Linked DNA regions of Mus musculus: region 1 is linked to region 2. Evidence: chromatin loops called from intact Hi-C (ENCODE). Cell type or tissue: gastrocnemius. All regions are shown on one strand. Links, peaks and the distances in the headings refer to the core of each region. The heading gives the core; the rest is flanking DNA.

Region 1 (6,025 bases), core at 458-5,457, 260 kb before region 2:
GAGGTGGGCTCTATAAGTTCCCTCTCTCTACTGTTGGGTGTTTCATCTAAGGTCCCTCCATTTGAGTCCTCACCTCCCAGGTCTTTGGTACATTCTAGAGGCTCCCCTCAAACCTCCTATTTCCGGAGGTTGCCTGTTTCTATTCTTTCTGCTGCCCCTCAAGGTTTCTCTCTTGCTGGGCAGTGGTGGCGCATGCCTTTAATCCCAGCACTTGGGAGGCAGAGGCAGGCAGATTTCTGAGTTTGAGGCCAGCCTGGTCTACAGAGTGAGTTCCAGGACAGCCAGGGCTACACAGAGAAACCCTGTCTCGAAAAACCAAAAAAAAAACCAAAAAAAAAAAAAAAGGCTTCTCTCTTGTTCCCCACTCTCAATACCTGATCATGTTCTCCTTCTCCCCTCCCCCTCCTCTCTCCCACCCAGGTTCTTCCCGCCCTTTCCCCCCCCCCCCCCGTGATTGCTTTCTTCTCCCTCCCAAGTGGGACTGAAGCATCCTCATTTGGGCCCTTTGACTTGTTAACCTTCTTGAGTTCTGGGGACTGTATTTTAGGTATTCTGTACTTTTTAAAGAAGCTAATATCCACTTATTAGTGAGTACATGCCATGCATGTCCTTTTGGGTCTGAGTTACTTCACTCATGATGATATTTTCTAGTTCCATATATTTGCATGCAAAAGTCAAGATGTCCTCGTTCTTAATAGCTGAGTAGTATTCCATTGTATAAATGAACCACATTTTCTGTATCCATTCTTCTGTCGTGGAACATCTGGGTTGTTTCCAGCTTCTGGTTGTCACAAATAAGGCAGCTATGAACATAGTGGAACCTGTGCCCCTGTGGCCTGGTAGGGTATCTTTTGGGTATATTCCCAAGAGTGGTATAGCTGGGTCTTCAGGTAGCACTATGCCCAGTTTTCTGAGGAACCACCAGACTGATTTCCAGAATGGTTGTACAAGCTTGCAATCCTACCATCAATGGAGGAGTGTTCCTCTTTCTCCACATCTTCACCATCATGTGCTATTGGCCAGCTTTCTTAAAGTCAAGATCACACTCGGAGCCCCATGCTTGTGCATTGGGCACATCACTGAGTAAGGCCAAAAGTACCAATGATACATTATAAAACATAGGCGTAAGAAACTGATCCACAATGTGCGTATGTGCCAGCAATGATTGCTCTCCCTCTGGGAGCTTTAAATGGGCAGGAAATCATTACACATAACATTTGAAAAACTGAAGCAGAATTATGAGTTCAAGGCCTAGCCTAGGCAACACAGGAGAGTTTCTTCCCCACTTCTCCCCCACCACCGCTCTGTGTGTGTGTTATGTGTGTGTATGTGCGCACATGCATGTGCCTGTATATCTTTTTTAAAATATACATAGATGGTATTAACATATGCTTTTCTTTCATATACATAAATGTTATTTTTAAACAAAGGGTTTCATCTTTGAAAATAGGTTTTATATGACAATACAGTAAAAATCCAACTTGGGGCCAAAAATCAGTATTTCAAAAGCTAAAGTCTGGCAAGAGATACATGAAGGGGTAGAAGTGTTTGTCACCAAACATGATGGATGACCTGGGTTCCACCAATCCCCAGGTCCCACAAGGTAGAGGGGAAACTGACGTCTGCAGCTTGCCCTCTGACCTTCACATGTGTACCGAAGCACTGCCACCCCCCCCCCACACACACACGCAAATTTCACAGTCACACAGCGATCTTTAGAACCCATCCATCAGCAGTATCTGAGCTTGGACAAAGTTTTCCCGCAGTCACCCTAACTATTCACTTTGGCCTCACACCAGTACTTCGGAGCTTTGTGACATTAAGTTGCTCTCAGACTCAGCCTGAGGGTAAGAAGAAATTCTCCCAAAAGTTTCAAAATGCAATTCGAGGCTGTAAAAAGACTCACCAAATTTATTTGTGCCGCTGGCCAGCATTTTCAACAGTATTCAACAGAACACTGCAGTTTTGCAGAATACTGGAAGGTGGGTCTGCTGCCGACTGGTGTTAAGAGGCTAGAGTCACGTCTTGTAACTTCAGAATAGACATCAGCATTGCAAGATCCCAGACAAGTCCTACGAGCAAAGCTTTTGCTTAACTCTCATTCTCCAAAACATTATCCAATAATGTAGCCTCTCCGTCTCTTCTGTATGTGGGTGTTTAAAAAATTAGTAGAACCCACTACAGACTGATTCTGTGAAACAGTAATCCTTGCACTTTGGAAATGGCAGAATAAAGCCATGCACTGACCGTGGACTCCATCTCAGGACTCCAAATCTTGTGATTTTTTTCTTTTGAGAAGATCTCTGTGTGGGTGACTCCTGTGCACAAGTGCATTAAAGTGTGTGTGTGTGGGAGGGGTATATAAGGAGCGTTAACTACGTTGGTACTTTGGAAAGCTCAGGAACAACATCGTCTTATAATAGAAATTTTGTATTGTGAACCTCTCTGGGCTCCAAGACTCAAGAGTTTCTGCTTAAAAGCTTTAGGCCGGACACTAGGGATCTGTCTGGCTAGGAATCTGAGCCAGTCTCCTGGCCTCCATGGACACAGGCACATGCATGCAGGCAGGCAAAACATCTACACACATAAAAATAAATAAACTGAAGAGGTGAAGGAGAAAATAGAAAAGGGAGAGAGAGAAGGAGGGAGGAAAGGAAGGAAGGAGGGAAAGAAAAAGGAAGGAAAGGCAGCTTTAAGCAGACCACAGAAATGGAAGCATGGTGTTTTGTAGTTACTTGAAATTACCGCGAGAGGGCGCGCTTTCCTAAATGGTAGCAATTTAGATTAGCACGTTTCAAGGGGATTGGAAAAGAGGGAAGAATGGATGTCTCTGTGAAGACATGATAGTGCTTAAAGTATTAAAACCGAGGGTAACCAGTTATAAAAATAAAGGGAGGCCAAATAAGATTACAACAGTATATAAAACGTCTGTTTTTTAGTCAACAAAGATTAAAAAGAAAAAAATAAAAAAGTCTTAATTGTATAAGAGTAAAATATGGTATGTAGAAATTTGTGGTAAAAGTCAAAGTATCAGCTTCATATAACAAGAAACAATGTGGAAATTATTGTTTATTGGGGGTGGTGGTGGCATATGTCTAATTCTAGCATTCAAGAGACAAGAGGCAGACAGATTTCTGTGAGTTCAAGGCCAGCCTAGTCTAAGGAGTGAGTTCTAGGACAGCCAGGGACACACAGATAAACCCTGTCTCAAAAAGGAAGGAAGGAAGGAAGGAAGGAAGGAAGGAAGGAAGGAAGGAAGGAAGGAAGGAAGGAAGGAAGGAAGGAAGGAAGGGAAAGAAAGGAAGGAGGGAACGAATGACAGTTGCTTATTAAGCACATACATTAGGTATTTTATGTCCACTATCTATCACAAGCCTATAACTGGCATCCTTAAGTGCTGTCCTCATTTTATGAGTGAACTGAGGCTTTTGAACATCCTAAAAGATCTGTTCAAGTTCCTACTGTTAAGTAGGAGAGCCCGTTGGGAGTCCAAGGATCTCCATCTGTCCGGAGCACTGCCAGTCTTGCTTTCCTGTGCTTCATCACCCTCAGCATTGTGTGGCTCCTATCCACCTCTGCAGCTTTCCTCGCCGCTTGCTCCCATCAGCAGGCTGTTGGCCCTTTCACTTGACTCTGCTCTCCAAGCCTGGGTTGGGTTGGACTTCCTTTAAGCTGCATATTTCCTCATCTGTGTCCTCTAAAGAGAGTTAGAGCGGAGCAGAGACTAGCTCTGGCTTGCTCCCACTGTACCCCCAGGTCCTGGCAATGAGGCTGACATAGTCATATCCTTTCTCCCTGTCTCTCTGTACCAACATCGTGGGATATACTCCCAACCCAATTTAGGATTTTTTTTTAACTTTTCTTTGTCTTTTTTCTTGATGCAGGGTCTCACTCTGTAGCTTTGACTAGCCTGAGAATCCCTGTGTAAACCAGGCTGGCCTCAAACTATATTCTGCCTATGTTCTCAAGGTCTGCCTGCGCTCTGCCTCCCTGGTGCGGGGTTTAAAGACATGTGCTACCATGCCCAGCCAGAAGTCTTTGCAATTGTTTATGACAATACAGTGTTTTGTTTGTTTGTTTTTGTTTGCTTATTTTTTCGAGACAGGGTTTCTCTGTGTAGTCCTGGCTGTCCTGGAACTCACTTTGTAGACCAGGCTGGCCTCGAACTCAGAAATTTGCCTGCCTCTGCCTCCCAAGTGCTGGGATTGACAATACAGTCTTGAGACTGAAGACTGCTAGTGTAACCTCTTGAATTTGAGATGCAGGATACTTTTGGAGAGTCACATCCTTAAACACAGCAACAAACTCAGTGAATTACTCCAACCATGTAGCCCTTGACCCTATTTATACAGGAATTTGCAAAAACCTATCATCTACATTTTGCAACATCTTACCATTTTTAAGATTTATCGTTTTATGTGTATGAAGGTTTGCCTGCATATATGTATGTGCACTGCCTGCATGTGTTGCTCCCAAAGAGGGCAGAAAAGGGCATTAGATTCTCTGGGATGGTAGTTGAAGATGATTGTGTGCCACCATTGTGGGTGCTGGGAACTGAACCTGGGTCCTATGCAAGAACGAGTGCTGTACTGGATAGTTTTATGTCAACATGATACAAACTGAAGTCATCGGAGAGGAGGGAACCTAAAGAAGATGCCTCCATAAGATTGGGCTGGAGGATGGGCTGGAGAGATGGCTCAGTGGTTAAGATCACTGACTGCTCTTCCAGAGGTCCTGAGTTCAATTCCCAGCAACCACATGGTGGCTCACAACCATCTGTAATGGGATCTGATGCCCTCTTCTGAGGTGTCAGCTACAGTGTACTTACATATAATAAAGAAATAAATCCTCTTTTTAAAAAATTGGGCTGTAGGCAAGCCTATAGGTCATTTTCATTGTAAGTGATTGATAGAGGAGGGCCCAGTCCAGTGTGAGTGTTGGGATCCCTGGGCTGGTGGTCCTGGGTTCTATGAGGAAGCCACGGGGAGCAAGCCAGTAAGCAGCATCCCTCCATGGCCTTTGCATCAGCTCCTGTCTCCAGGATCCTGCCCTGTGTGAGTTCCTGTCCTGAATTCCTTCAGTGATGAACAGTGATATGGAAGTGTAAGCTGAATGAATCCTTTCCTCTCCAAGTTGCTTTCGTCATGGTGTTTCACCACAGCAATAGAAACCCTGAGACGTGCTCTTATCACTGGACCATCTCTCCTGCTCCCCACTACTAGATTTAAAATTACAGATTAACTACAGCACAATAATAGTGAAACTAGTCACTTCAATTTTGATCCTGCTGCAGATGGATAGCACTATAGCTGAGCTCTAATGCAGATGGGCTTTGCAATTTTTGCACCCTGAGGCATGTGACATGTCTTACTGTTTTCCTTTGCATTCCTCTGATTTCAGCCAGATTTTGTACATTACTTGATTTCCTCTTCTGTGTCGGCTACTATTATTTTGCTAATTTATGAGTTATCTACATCTTTCTTCTTGACTTACAGAACACTTGTATTTCCTGAATGTTGATTCTGTGTAGTTATGTGCACTATGGATTTCACCTCCTAATCTGTGGATTTTCTGATTTTTTTTTAAATGAGGGCTCTTGGTTACAACTAGCTCACTATGTTGCCCTTGTATTTTGTTTAACTCTGCTTATTTGAATGTTGTACAGCTTACTATTCTTTTAGGATCATCCTTAAAATGTTGGAAATTCATTTTGGGGGTACAATTCTGCAATTTTACATGCACAAGCAAGGCAAAGAATGATTCTATAATTACTCAAACTCCTGTTTAGCACTCTTGTGGTCTGTGGCTCCCCTACTGCAGCTCATGGTAGTAGTCATGGATCTGGCTTCCACTTCGTTTTGCCTATTCTAGTATACAATGAAATGGAGTTGTGCCATAGAAAAAGCCTTTTGGTTCTAGCTTCTTTTACTCAGCAGAATGAATCTGAGATACACACACATTGACTGCATCAATAGTTGTTCCTTTATATTGTTCAGTATTGCTCCATCACTTTAAAAACACTCTT
Region 2 (6,025 bases), core at 513-5,512:
CAGATGCCCCTCAACAGAGGAATGGATACAGAAAATGTGGTACATCTACACAATGGAGTACTACTCAGCTATTAAAAAGAATGAATTTATGAAATTCCTAGCCAAATGGATGGACCTGGAGAGCATCATCCTGAGTGAGGTAACACATTCACAAAGGAACTCACACAATATGTACTCACTGATAAGTGGATATTAGCCCAAAACCTAGGATATCCAAGATATAAGATACAATTTCCTAAACACATGAAACTCAAGAAAAATGAAGACTGAAGTGTGGACACTATGCCCCTCCTTAGAAGTGGGAACAAAACACCCTTGGAAGGAGGTACAGAGACAAAGTTTGGAGCTGAGATAAAAAGATGGACCATGTAGAGACTGCCATATCCGGGGATCCATCCCATAATCAGCTTCCAAATGCTGACACCATTATATACACTAGCAAGATTATGCTGAAAGGACCCTGATATAGCTGTCTCTTGTCAGAGTATGCCTGGGCCTAGCAAACATAGAAGTGGATGCTCACAGTCGGCTATTGGATGGATCACAGGGCCCCCAATGAAGGAGCTTGAGAAAGTACCCAAGAAGCTAAAGGGATCTGCAACCCTATAGGTGGAACAACATTATGAACTAACCAGTACCCCGGAGCTCTTGACTCTAGCTGCATATGTATCAAAAGATGGCCTAGGCGGCCATCACTGGAAAGAGAGGCCCATTGGACACGCAAACTTTATATGCCCCAGTACAGGGGAACGCCAGGGCCAAAAAAAAGGGGAGTGGGTGGGTAGGGGAGTGGGGGTGGGTGGCTATGGGGGACTTTTGGTATAGCATTGGAAATGTAAATGAGCTAAATACCTAATAAAAAATGAAAAAAAAAACAGATTTGAGGAAACAGTATTTCCGGAGGATGGAAAGAAATGACTGACTTCAAATGGTAGGCATTTCAGACAAGTGAAGTGAGTACTGGCTGCCTGGCCATAAAGAAGGGGGCCAACGATGGCAGGTGGGACCAAAGTGAGTCAGCTCTCTACAAGAAAGAAAGGCCAAGTGTGGAGACTGGATGAGTATCTATGGTGTTTGAAGAGACTACAGCTTTGTATTCATTAATAGGCCATGCTGTATCTGCAACCAGCACATGTTGTATTAGACTGGAGTAGCAGGACCATATCAATTCCTCCAGGTCACTAACAGCTTGTCTACAGTGGACTGACATGATGCACATTTCTTTCAATAAAGACTAAGATCAGCCAAAAAAAAAAAAGAATGTTTAGTAGAAAGCTCGGTAGAGGGATGCATACCTTGAATCCCAGGGATGAGATGTGAGACAGAGACACGTGGAGAGCCATGGAAACTTGTGGGCCAGGTGGCCTGACCTACTTGATAAAGTTTCAGGCCAGTGAGATGGAGGGCTCCTGAGGGCTGATATAGTTATCCAGTTTTCCATATGCATTGCACACACATGCTTCTCAGTCCGCGTGTACACACATGCCTACATATGCAGAACCTCTCTGCTGGATTCATAATTTAAGCTGACATTTAAAAATCTAAATATGAACATAATTTGCAATGCTATTGAGCAAAGAAGAATGCTATCGAGCAAAGAAGATAGAGCACCCTCTCTTCACCAGAATTGTGTCTTTAAGACATCCAAAAGCATTTTATCTTGATAGTTTAAATATATGTGGAACTAGAGCAGCGGCAAACTGGAAGCTACTACATATGTATTTGAAATCTGTCATTGCGCATTCAATCAGTCCTTATGAGATGAATATATTCTAGGGGTTGTTATGGTAGTTAATTAGCAGTTAGTTACAAGTAGATGTCGCCCATTTTCTTTAAATCTAGGAAATAGGAAATAAACCATGGAATGAAATGTGGTTTCTTTTTTTTTCTCTTATTTTTTTCTATGTCTTTTTTTCCCCTAAGACAGGGTTTCTCTGTGTAGCCCTGACTGTCCTGCAACTTGCTCTGTAGATCAGGTTGGCCTCAAACTCAGAGATCCACCTGCCTCTGCCTCCCAAGTGCTGGGATTAAAGGCATGCACCACTACTATTCAGCTATGAAGTGTGATTTCTTATGTGTAATTTCTTTTCCTCCCTCCCTCCATCCCTCCCTCCCTCCCTCCCTCCCTCCCTCCCTCCCTCCCTCCCTCCCTCCCTTCCCCTCCCTCCCTCCCTCCCTCCCTCCCTCCCTCCCTTCCTTCCTTCCTTCCTTCCTTCCTTCCTTCCTTCCTTCCTTCCTTCCTTCCTTCCTTCCTTCCTCCTCCTCCTCCTTTGTTTAGTGCTGGAGATGGGGCTCCACCCTATACTCTTGCTTGAATGGTGCTTGACCACTGAGCCACACCTTTAGTCCTCTAAATCTTCATCAAACTACCTAATTAGTTTATGCTTAGCTTTGTTAGTGTGTTGTTGTAAAACAACTAACAGCAGCTGTTGTTAGCTCTTTGAGCATCCTCATCCATCTGAGGCCAGTGTGCCATGGAATTTCTGAGCTCTACTGTGGGGCTGCTCATCAATTCTAATAGTCCTGTTTGTCCCCAAGTTTTTGCCTACCCTGAGACTGATGGAAGGTCCAGCTTCACAAGAGGAACAAGGATGAGGGTGTCTGTTTTCTGGTTGCCTGCTGAGCTTGAGGGTGCTGAGCACAGGAAGCCTGGAGCAAACCAACACCTTGGATGCAGTAGAGACTTGGTTAGGGTTAGAGTCAGAGTCAGAGTGCTGTGACATGCAGTCTTCTGGCTTCGGCTCCTTAATGTTTGGAGCACTCCAAGATGCATGACCAGAGGATGCCATGCCCTTACTCCACCTAGTGTGTGCTCGCTGTCATCACTGTCATCTCTCTGGCATTTGAAGCATCTTGGAGTTTTTAACCAAGAATTCAAAGAAGGCAGTGTGTGTGTGTGTGTGTGTGTGTGTGTGTGTGTAATCAGAAGTAATTTTGTTTTGTACATTTTTTTACTGAATATAAAAGCAGAAAATTAAAATTATAAATCATAAGTATGAGACAGTTTATCGGCATCTTTCTCTGAATTCTCCAGAAATAATCACAGTTAGCTTTGGTACTCCCCCCCTCCCCCCGCCAGAGAGTCTGCTTGTCAGTATTCATGACAACTGCGTTTCATGTGAGAACTGTATTCCCAAGGGCTCCACATAAGTAGAAATTTGCCCTATTCCAGATCAGTCTTGACAAAGGAAGGCCAGAATTCCTGTCTATCAGCTAAAGTGGTGCCACCATGTGGCAAAAGCAGAAACCTAGCATATGATTCACTTGGCTGTCAAGCTTTCAAGCTCCACGGTGGTATTTGAATTTAGGGAGACTTGCAGTATTCAATAGTACATAAGCCAGGTTGAAAATATATTATTTCCTATTATTAGAATTCAAATGTATTTAAAATGTCATTATATTGTGCTAACTTTATGAAAGGGGGTCATGTCAAATAAAATCCAGCCCCGAATTTTCTTTATAAAATTCAGACAACATATTTTGGACATTCTCTCATGTAGTAAACGCACTTTTATCTCTTCCTTTTGAAAAGCTATGACTTATTTTAGTACAGTGGCGCATTGTAATTCATTTAAGTCGTCCATGACATTGATGGCTACTTCTTTCCAAGGACATGATCTCCCTTGCTGCCTTGCCCTTTTGCTATCAGGTTTTCCCTCGCTTTCAGGATTTCAGGATACTGAACAATGCTATGTTGTTCTCCGTGTCAGTGGCCAGAGTAAATCAACCTTCTGCCACCTGGGGACCATTCAAGCTGAAATCACGTGCCCTTTTCCGTTCCCAGCATACTTGATTCTGTCGCTGAACAGGCCTTATCTGTGCCTACAAGTGGGCTTGTCAGGAAGCAGGTGCTGAGACAGCAGTTGCTATCTAGGAACTCAACACCAGAGAACCGAAAGGACGCAGGATCCAGCAGAGGAAGAAGCTTGGCCGGCTTAGCAAACAGGCTGTGGAGCAAGGACGGTTCATCAGAACTGTCTTGGGTAAGTCTTTGTTCAGTCATTGGATTCTGACCACCCGAGGTGGGCCATGAGCTCAGCTGAGGCACTTCTTTGCAACTGAGACAGACCCGAAAGGAATGGAAAACTCCATGTTGTCCCACAGCTGAGTGGACGTTGTTCTACAAAGTGGGATCTGAGCAGCACATCTTTGTCACTCCTGTATCTGGTCTCTTACATCCTTCCATGTGCATAGTAGGTGACTTTGGCAGCTTGAAGGATTTCCTATCTGAAGTCTAGCTCAGGTCTGGGAGTTTACAATGGGAAAACAGGTCCCCCCACCCCCAGTGTAATGTAAAGGCGAATGGCAAACAGTTCCCCGCTGGGACAGATACGAGGCTGAGGCTTATCACTGTCTGTTTTCCACCCGGGGTGAAAGGGATGGGGGAAGAGAGAAGCATTTCTTGCTGCCTTCTATGTGTGCCCTGGTACGGAGTGACACTCAAGGGATTCTGCTCGATCACTTCTTCATCTCATCGCTTCCCTTCAAGCTTCCTTAGGCCTTTATTTGAAAACCAGACGCAAGGAGATCATAGCCTCAGGTTCTAGCCAAAGTGTCACTAGCAGTTGCCTGAGAGAATCAAGCTGGGTCCCACTTCCTGTATAAGATGGTGCCTGTGGTTTTTCCAGTGCTTCAAGCAGCAAAAGAGTCAGAGAGAAGCCCACAAGAGCACCAAGCTACCAACCCCAACATATATGTAGAGGATCTGGTGCGGACCCCTGCAGGCTCTGGGAGTGCCACTTCAGTCTCTGTGAGCCCCTATGAGCCCTGCTTAGTTGATGTTCATGGGCCGCTTTCTCCTGGTGTGGTGCTCCAAGGAGAAGGACCTGATGGAGGGCAATTTGGGCTCTCTCTGCACGTAATGTTTGGCTGTGGGTCTCTGCACCACCATTAGCTGCTGGTGGGAGCCTGTACAGATACTTTTAAATATAGGTTTGGGGGATGCCAGCTCAGGTCCTTACACTTCCATTTACTTAGTGAGCCATCTCACTGGTCTCTAGTTGGGAATTTTACAGCTTAGATCTGTAGCTCTCTCTTTCTCTGTCAGTCTCTGCATCTCTAGCTGTCTCTTTGTCTTTCTGTCTCTCTCCCCCCATGTGTATAAATATTGGAAAAGAGAATCAGCAACAGCATTGATAACCTTTGGCTACCTCTTGATTACATACAAAAGCTCACACCTTCTTGCCTATGCAGTTTGAAATTTCAATATAAAAGTTATAAGGAAAAGCAAACCAAATCAACCGCAATGATACTGTTCTCAAGATATACATTTGGAGGCTGGCCATGGCAGTCACACCTTTAATCCCAGAGTTTGAGAGGCAAAGACAGCCAAATCTCTGGTCTACACAGTGGATTTCAGGAAAGCCAGCGATGTGTAGAGAGACTTTGTCTGAAAAGGAAGCAGCAGCAGCAGCAGCAGCAGCAGCAACAACAACAACAGCAAACAATACATTTAGATATATTTCCCATCTTTTTTTTAATTAACAGACCATACCAAATCCTTTATTACAAATAATTAAATCTCTCCACGTCTCAAACAGTATCAAACACAGCATTTTGTAGTCCCACTAGATAGCACAGTAGGCATTCAATGCTAGAAGTGAGGATGGAGTTAAACTTGCAACTCCTGACCCGGTGTCCTTTTCGCACATTACCCAATTTCCCATCTTCTTAAAATCCCAAAAATCTACAATAGAGAAATCTGAAAAAGTGATTAAAATGTATTTGTTGCTCATGGTTACTTTGACTACCAATAACATTCCAACTACAATGCTCTCAAATTAAAAAAAAATTTTTTATTATTTAATTGACATGCAAAGGGACAGCTTTCCTTAGGGCATTTTCATCCATCAGCGGATTCTCCCCCCTCTCCCTTCCCCCTCGAATCCTTCCACTCACACTATTCCTCTTTTTAAAGTCACATTACCTTCCTGTCTATTCCTCAAATATCCTCTCTCCCCTCTCCCATGTCCCTTTCTAGTTTCTTGACCTCTCCACATATGCACCCCTACATGGATGGACATAT

Evidence for each region. A loop is a pair of places that touch in the nucleus more often than their neighbours do. Peaks named below come from ENCODE experiments on the same cell type or tissue, not always from the same donor. Only the 100,000 strongest peaks of a DNase experiment are listed, where the experiment ranks them.
Region 1: a loop joins it to region 2, with 6 times the contacts of the local background. A loop is called at or near these places in 10 of 42 quality-filtered maps.

The regions. Positions count from the first base shown.
Region 1 is chrX:38,512,003-38,518,027 of GRCm38, forward strand. No RefSeq gene overlaps it. Among named protein-coding and RNA genes, the nearest start is that of Lamp2, 59 kb to the left of the region's middle. In gastrocnemius, for the core only: a CTCF peak has its summit at 2,742 (motif pointing right); a DNase peak (open chromatin) is centred at 2,752.
Region 2 is chrX:38,768,876-38,774,900 of GRCm38, forward strand. 6030498E09Rik (RIKEN cDNA 6030498E09 gene) reads left to right here and starts at 3,905. Exons shown (of 4, transcript NM_183126.2): 1 at 3,905-3,983. In gastrocnemius, for the core only: a CTCF peak has its summit at 3,230 (motif pointing left); no DNase peak of the experiment used is centred there.